2 separate regions of the Homo sapiens genome follow, and region 1 is linked to region 2. Evidence: read pairs that join two places in POLR2A ChIA-PET (ENCODE). Cell type or tissue: OCI-LY7. All regions are shown on one strand.

Region 1 (2,500 bases), 110 kb before region 2:
AAATAAATAAATAAATATAAATAAAAATATCCAAATGGAGATGTCAAATAAGAGTTGTAATTAGAAGTTGAAGTTCTAGGGAGAGATCTGAACTGGAAAGATAAATTTGGAAGTCATTAGCTTGGAGAAAGTTTGCAAAGCCAAGAGACGGGGCTTCTGAGAGTGTGGTCCACATACCAGTAGCATCAGCATCATCTGGGAGCTGGGTAGAAGTGCTGAATCTCAGGCCTGTCCCCAGACCTGGTTAATAGGAATCTATCTTATAACAAGGTCTACATGTGATTTCTGTGCATATTAAAGTTTGAGAAGTGCTGTTCTAGGGCCTGAGCAAAGATGAGGGGGTGGGGGGATGCCTGTGCTGAGCCCTGGAGCACCAGCAAGGGACACTCAGGGATGACAGCCAGAGGACCCCCCCACCCCCAGTCTGGCAAGATTCCAAGCCTTATGAACCAGGCCTTGGTTTCCATTATGTCTCGGCCGCCCCACTTTACAGATTTTAGAAAGCTAGGGCCTTAGAAGTGAATAAGTCCTGTTATGATGGAAGGAGATTCTGATAACAGCAGCTAAGTTTTGGGGCTGGCCTAAGTGTACGGATTCTAAGCCCGGCAGCCTCCCCACAGGAGCAAGGAGGGTGCTGTTGGGGCCCCATGGGCTAGGAAGCCCTCCTTTGCAACCAGTGACACTTATGTGGTACTTAGCCCCAACCCATGTCCTGTGTGTTTCACTTCTTGGAGACTTGGTTTCCCCATCTTGGAACCAACATTTCCTGTCCCACCCATCATCCAGGGTTGTCTCCCCTGGACCCCATCACCCAGCTGGAATCCTGAGCATCACCCTGCCTCCTTCCCCCCACTTCTGCATCCTGCCACCATCAATTCTGTTTCCTAAATATTTGGAGGATCCATCCCCTCCTCTCCATCCTCCCTGCCCTTCTCATATTTTTGTTCTTCCAGTAGCCTACTAAATCTCTCCAGACTTTTGTGTCCCCAACATCCTCCATTTACAATCACAAATCTGACCCAGCATCTGCCCTGAAGTGACTCGTCACTGTCTACAAGATATTGCTGAGGCATCCTCGCTTGAATTCAGTGTCCTGTGTGATCTGGCCCCCACCAAGATCCCAGTGTCAACTCTGTAACTTGTCCCCAAACTGCTCACAAGACCCAAACCTGCCGTGCTTCTGCCTCCACTGGATTCTGCTGCCACGTGTGCCCTGCTAATTTCCCATCCTTTAGGAAAATTCAAATGACACCTCCAGGAAGCCAACTAGGACACCACAAACTGTTTGGTGACCTTCCTTTGGGGTCCTCAGACCCCGCTCTGTGCCCCATTTCTGCGTATACCACACTTTTGGAAACAGCTGATGATGTGTTTTCTCCCCACTAGTCTGTGAACCTGAGGGTGTGGGCTGTGCTTTGTTCATTCCATATCCTGTGCACCTGGCACACAGTTTTTTGGTCCTCAGCTAGTGTTTGTTGAATGGGTGAGTGAACGAGAGAGCAGACTTGATGGTGCTGGGGGAAGCATAGAGCTGGAGCCTGGAAAGGCATCTGGGGTGGAAGGGAAGCTGGTGCTCTGAGGCATTGAGCTGTTAGTGTCTTGCCCCAGGCACCAGAAGGAAGATCCAAGAACCAGGAAATGGTGGATGGGTGGGTGGGGTGGGAGTCCATAGGTTTCTCAGCAGCCAAACCCCAAAACCCTAATACTTCACCTCTGTGGGCTTCAGTTTCCGCACTTGCTAAATGGGGATAATTCTTGCCCACCTCACAGCATCACCTGAAGATCAAATGAGTGTGTGAATATGAATGTGTTTAGGAAGGTAAAAAGCTTTGCAATTAGGCTCATTATAGTTTTCACAGGTCGGGACAGCCCCCCAGGGACTCACTGGACTCCAGAAACGCAGTTCCCAGCCACCAGCACCTCCAGTAGGAACTTTCCTCTCTGAGTGCTGACTGCCTGGACAAAACCCATTAATAGGCTGGGCATGGTGGATCACGCTTATAGTCCCAGCACTTTGGGAGGCCAAAGCAGGAGGGTCGTTTGAGGCCAGGAGTTTGTGACCATCCTGGGCAATGTAGTGAGACCCAAGACCCGTTTCTATTTAAAGAAAAAAAAAGTAAAAATGTTTTTAAACCCACTAATGAGAGTGTATATTCAAGGCAACTTGAATCTATGCTCCCAGGAAATATTTTAAATAAGTGAAAAAAAAAAAACACGAATAGCAATAACCCAGCTTGGGACAACAAATGATCAATCCTCATGTCCCCAAGTTCCACAGTCACTCTTCCTTTTTTCTGAGAGTCTTGTTCTGTCACCCAAGCTTGCTGCAACCTCTGCTTTACAAGGCTCAAGTGATCCTCCCACCTCAGCCTAACAAGCTGGGACTACAGGTGTGCACCACCATAGCTGGCTAATTTATTTTATTTTATTTTGTAGAAACGGGTTCTCGCTATGTTGCCCAGGCTGGCCACTCTTCCCTTTAATGCCCAAATAACAACCC
Region 2 (2,500 bases):
TTTGAGACGGAGTCTCCCTTTGTTGCCCAGGCTGGAGTGCAGTGGCGACATCTCAGCTCACTGCAACCTCCGCCTCCCCGGTTCAACCGATTCTCCTGCCTTAGCCTCCCGAGTGGCTGGGATTACAGGCGGGTGCCACCACGCCCAGCTAATTTTTTGTATTTTCAGTAGAAACGGGGTTTCACCGTGTTAGCAAGGATGGTCTCGATCTCCTGACCTCGTGATCTGCCTGCCTCGGCCTCCCAAAGTGCTGGGATTACAGGCGTGCGCCACCACGCGCGGCTCAAGCTTTAAGTAGGTTTTTCATACAGTATTTTTTGTATTAGTTGGTGAATACAAATCTTCAATGAGCTCAGCAGAAATAAGAAATCCAAATTTCCTGATCTGCCCAGTGGTTTTATGAAACCCCAGTCCCGTTTTTTTGTTTTTTGTTTTTTTAAAAAATATTAGTAGTAGCTTTACTCAGTCTTTTCCACAAAAATAAGCTCACTGGTCAGCAAGCTCACCAGTGAGACTGGTGAGTGAGGCTGTACTTAGAAGAATATGAAAGCCTTGGTATCTTTTTCCTCATATTAGACTGGCCCTGGGTGTTATTTTTGTTTGAAACCTGCCACAAGCCAGACCAGCCTGGACTTTTACTTATTTTATTTTTTATTTCAGTTTTGGTGGAGGTGGTGGTGAGGGTAATTTTTAATTTATATTGAGACAAAATAAGCTGGCTGACTTATGCCTGAGGCTCTTTTTTTCACAGCTACTTTGGGGAAAAAAAGTCTCATTCAGAAATTAACATTTCTCAAAATGTGTTCCTTATTCTGAAATATAAATGACCCCAAATTGCTTAAGAGTTTGAGATGAGTGGGGAAAAGATCTAGAAAAGCATTTATTGTGTGCCAACCAAGTTTGAGGCCTCCTGGTTTGCTCCTTTGGGATTCTAGATCCTTGGCAGTCACAGTTTTACCGCGAAGAGCTGTTGAATGCCATTCCGAGTTCATTCCATTTTTCTCCGTGTGTGCATCCAGTTCGTATTTTACAGCTCCCGTATGGGAGCCGGTAACATAATGAATTGCCTTGACTCTCGCTTCAATCCACTTTCCTCGCTTAATATGCAGCCCAAAGTTTTGCAGCTCGCTGTCAGATGGTAGTGCTAGACTTTCACACCGATCCCAAAGCCTCCGCTGGGGCTGTTTCTTAACACGGAGTTACAAACTTTAAGAACAGACAGCTCCAGACGGAAATCCACGCCAGGCTTTGAACTCTGCTTCTGGCTTCCGTCAACTGACATAGTTGCCCTTTTGCTCAAACTCGCAGCTCCAGTTCGCACTCGAGAGAGCTCTGCTGGGTGTCTGCTGCTGTTCCGCGGCGGGAACGTGTGGGGGCAACAACCTGGCGCTCCAGCGATTCTCCACGCCTTAGTTAGGAATCTAAGCAAACCCTCGCTAGGGTCCCTGGGCTTAAGACGACTTCTCCCACAAGGATTGGGTGGAGGAAGGAGCCGAGCCCGATCTTCTGTTTGTTTGTTGAGTTTTGTATTTCAGACATTTAGGGGAAGCAAATTGCGAGAAAGGAAGGGCTGTCTTCCCTGCAAACGTTTCCCTCTCCTAGCAAACCCTCCAGGCCTCGGTTCCACATTTTGCAGTTGACTCTCTGGATTTTAATAGGTTGTTCCCTTGTCCTCGGGCCCAATCCATGCACGCTGTGCAGCCGGATAAAATGGGAGCACATCCTCTGCCATTTTCAGCCGGTTTGTCCTGGCAGCCCTGCCCCCTTCCTTGGCTGCTCTGCCGCTGGAGTTAATACGCCCAGAAACTCCGCCTGATCCTCCAGGCCTCAAATCCAGTCCGCGTTTGCTAAGTGCCGTGCGGTCGGGGACGGCGATAAGAACTCTCCTGTGAGGGAGAGCTAGCGAGACTTTAGTCCGGTTTCCATGTCAACGATTCAGTCCATATTTGCCATCAGGCTGTTGGCCGAGGTGCTTTCGCGAGGGTAGCGCTGTCCTAGTCCTAGTTCTCCAATCTGCGCCGGGATTCCTGAGCTGCCTGGGTGTGGGGTTAAAAGGCAGGGGCCGTGGGGGAAAAAACTCCACCGAAGGGAGGACCCACTGCCCCCAGCCGGGGTCTCGCTGCTCGGGCCAGCCACGTGCCCAGCTCCTCCCCTCCCCCGCTTTCCCGTTGCCACTGCCCCTAGGGAAAGCTGATGGGCCAGTTTCTAAAAAAGTTCCCTCAGCCCAACATTTCCTGGGATCGTGGTGTGGGGCTCTAAAAGTAAAAGTGGAAGAGAACCCTAGTGAATTAAAAAAAAAAAAAAGTAGAGAAATTCCACATTATCTCCTCCAACCCAGGTGGATAGATTTTTGTGCACTTTACCTTATTGCTAGAGAAAAATGGTGACTGTTTTCAAAACAGCTTGCCCACGTGTAGGGAAGGAGATTTTTGGCGCTTTCCATATTTCACAGCCATTGAAGAAAGGGGATGAGGGCTTTCTTTGGAGAGAAATCCATTCT

What was found. ChIA-PET counts read pairs that join two places held together with the same protein. Peaks named below come from ENCODE experiments on the same cell type or tissue, not always from the same donor. Only the 100,000 strongest peaks of a DNase experiment are listed, where the experiment ranks them.
Region 1: POLR2A ChIA-PET joins it to region 2 with 10 read pairs; 6 of 35 experiments call an interaction of 5 or more read pairs at or near these places.

Annotation. Positions count from the first base shown.
Region 1 is chr1:26,576,963-26,579,462 of GRCh38, forward strand. No RefSeq gene overlaps it. Among named protein-coding and RNA genes, the nearest start is that of MIR1976, 24 kb to the left of the region's middle. In OCI-LY7, no CTCF peak of the experiment used is centred here; a DNase peak (open chromatin) is centred at 1,449.
Region 2 is chr1:26,691,280-26,693,779 of GRCh38, forward strand. It overlaps LOC124900417 (translation initiation factor IF-2-like), which reads right to left. Exons shown (of 2, transcript XM_047439473.1): 2 at 629-2,500. LOC101928728 (a long non-coding RNA gene) reads right to left here. Exons shown (of 1, transcript NR_135804.1): 1 at 631-2,500. Among named protein-coding and RNA genes, the nearest start is that of ARID1A, 3.5 kb to the right of the region's middle. RefSeq lists enhancers at 1,406-1,920, 1,637-1,736. In OCI-LY7, CTCF peaks have their summits at 1,419 and 1,627; DNase peaks (open chromatin) are centred at 1,202 and 1,892; H3K4me3 peaks cover 1,971 bases; H3K27ac peaks cover 2,091 bases.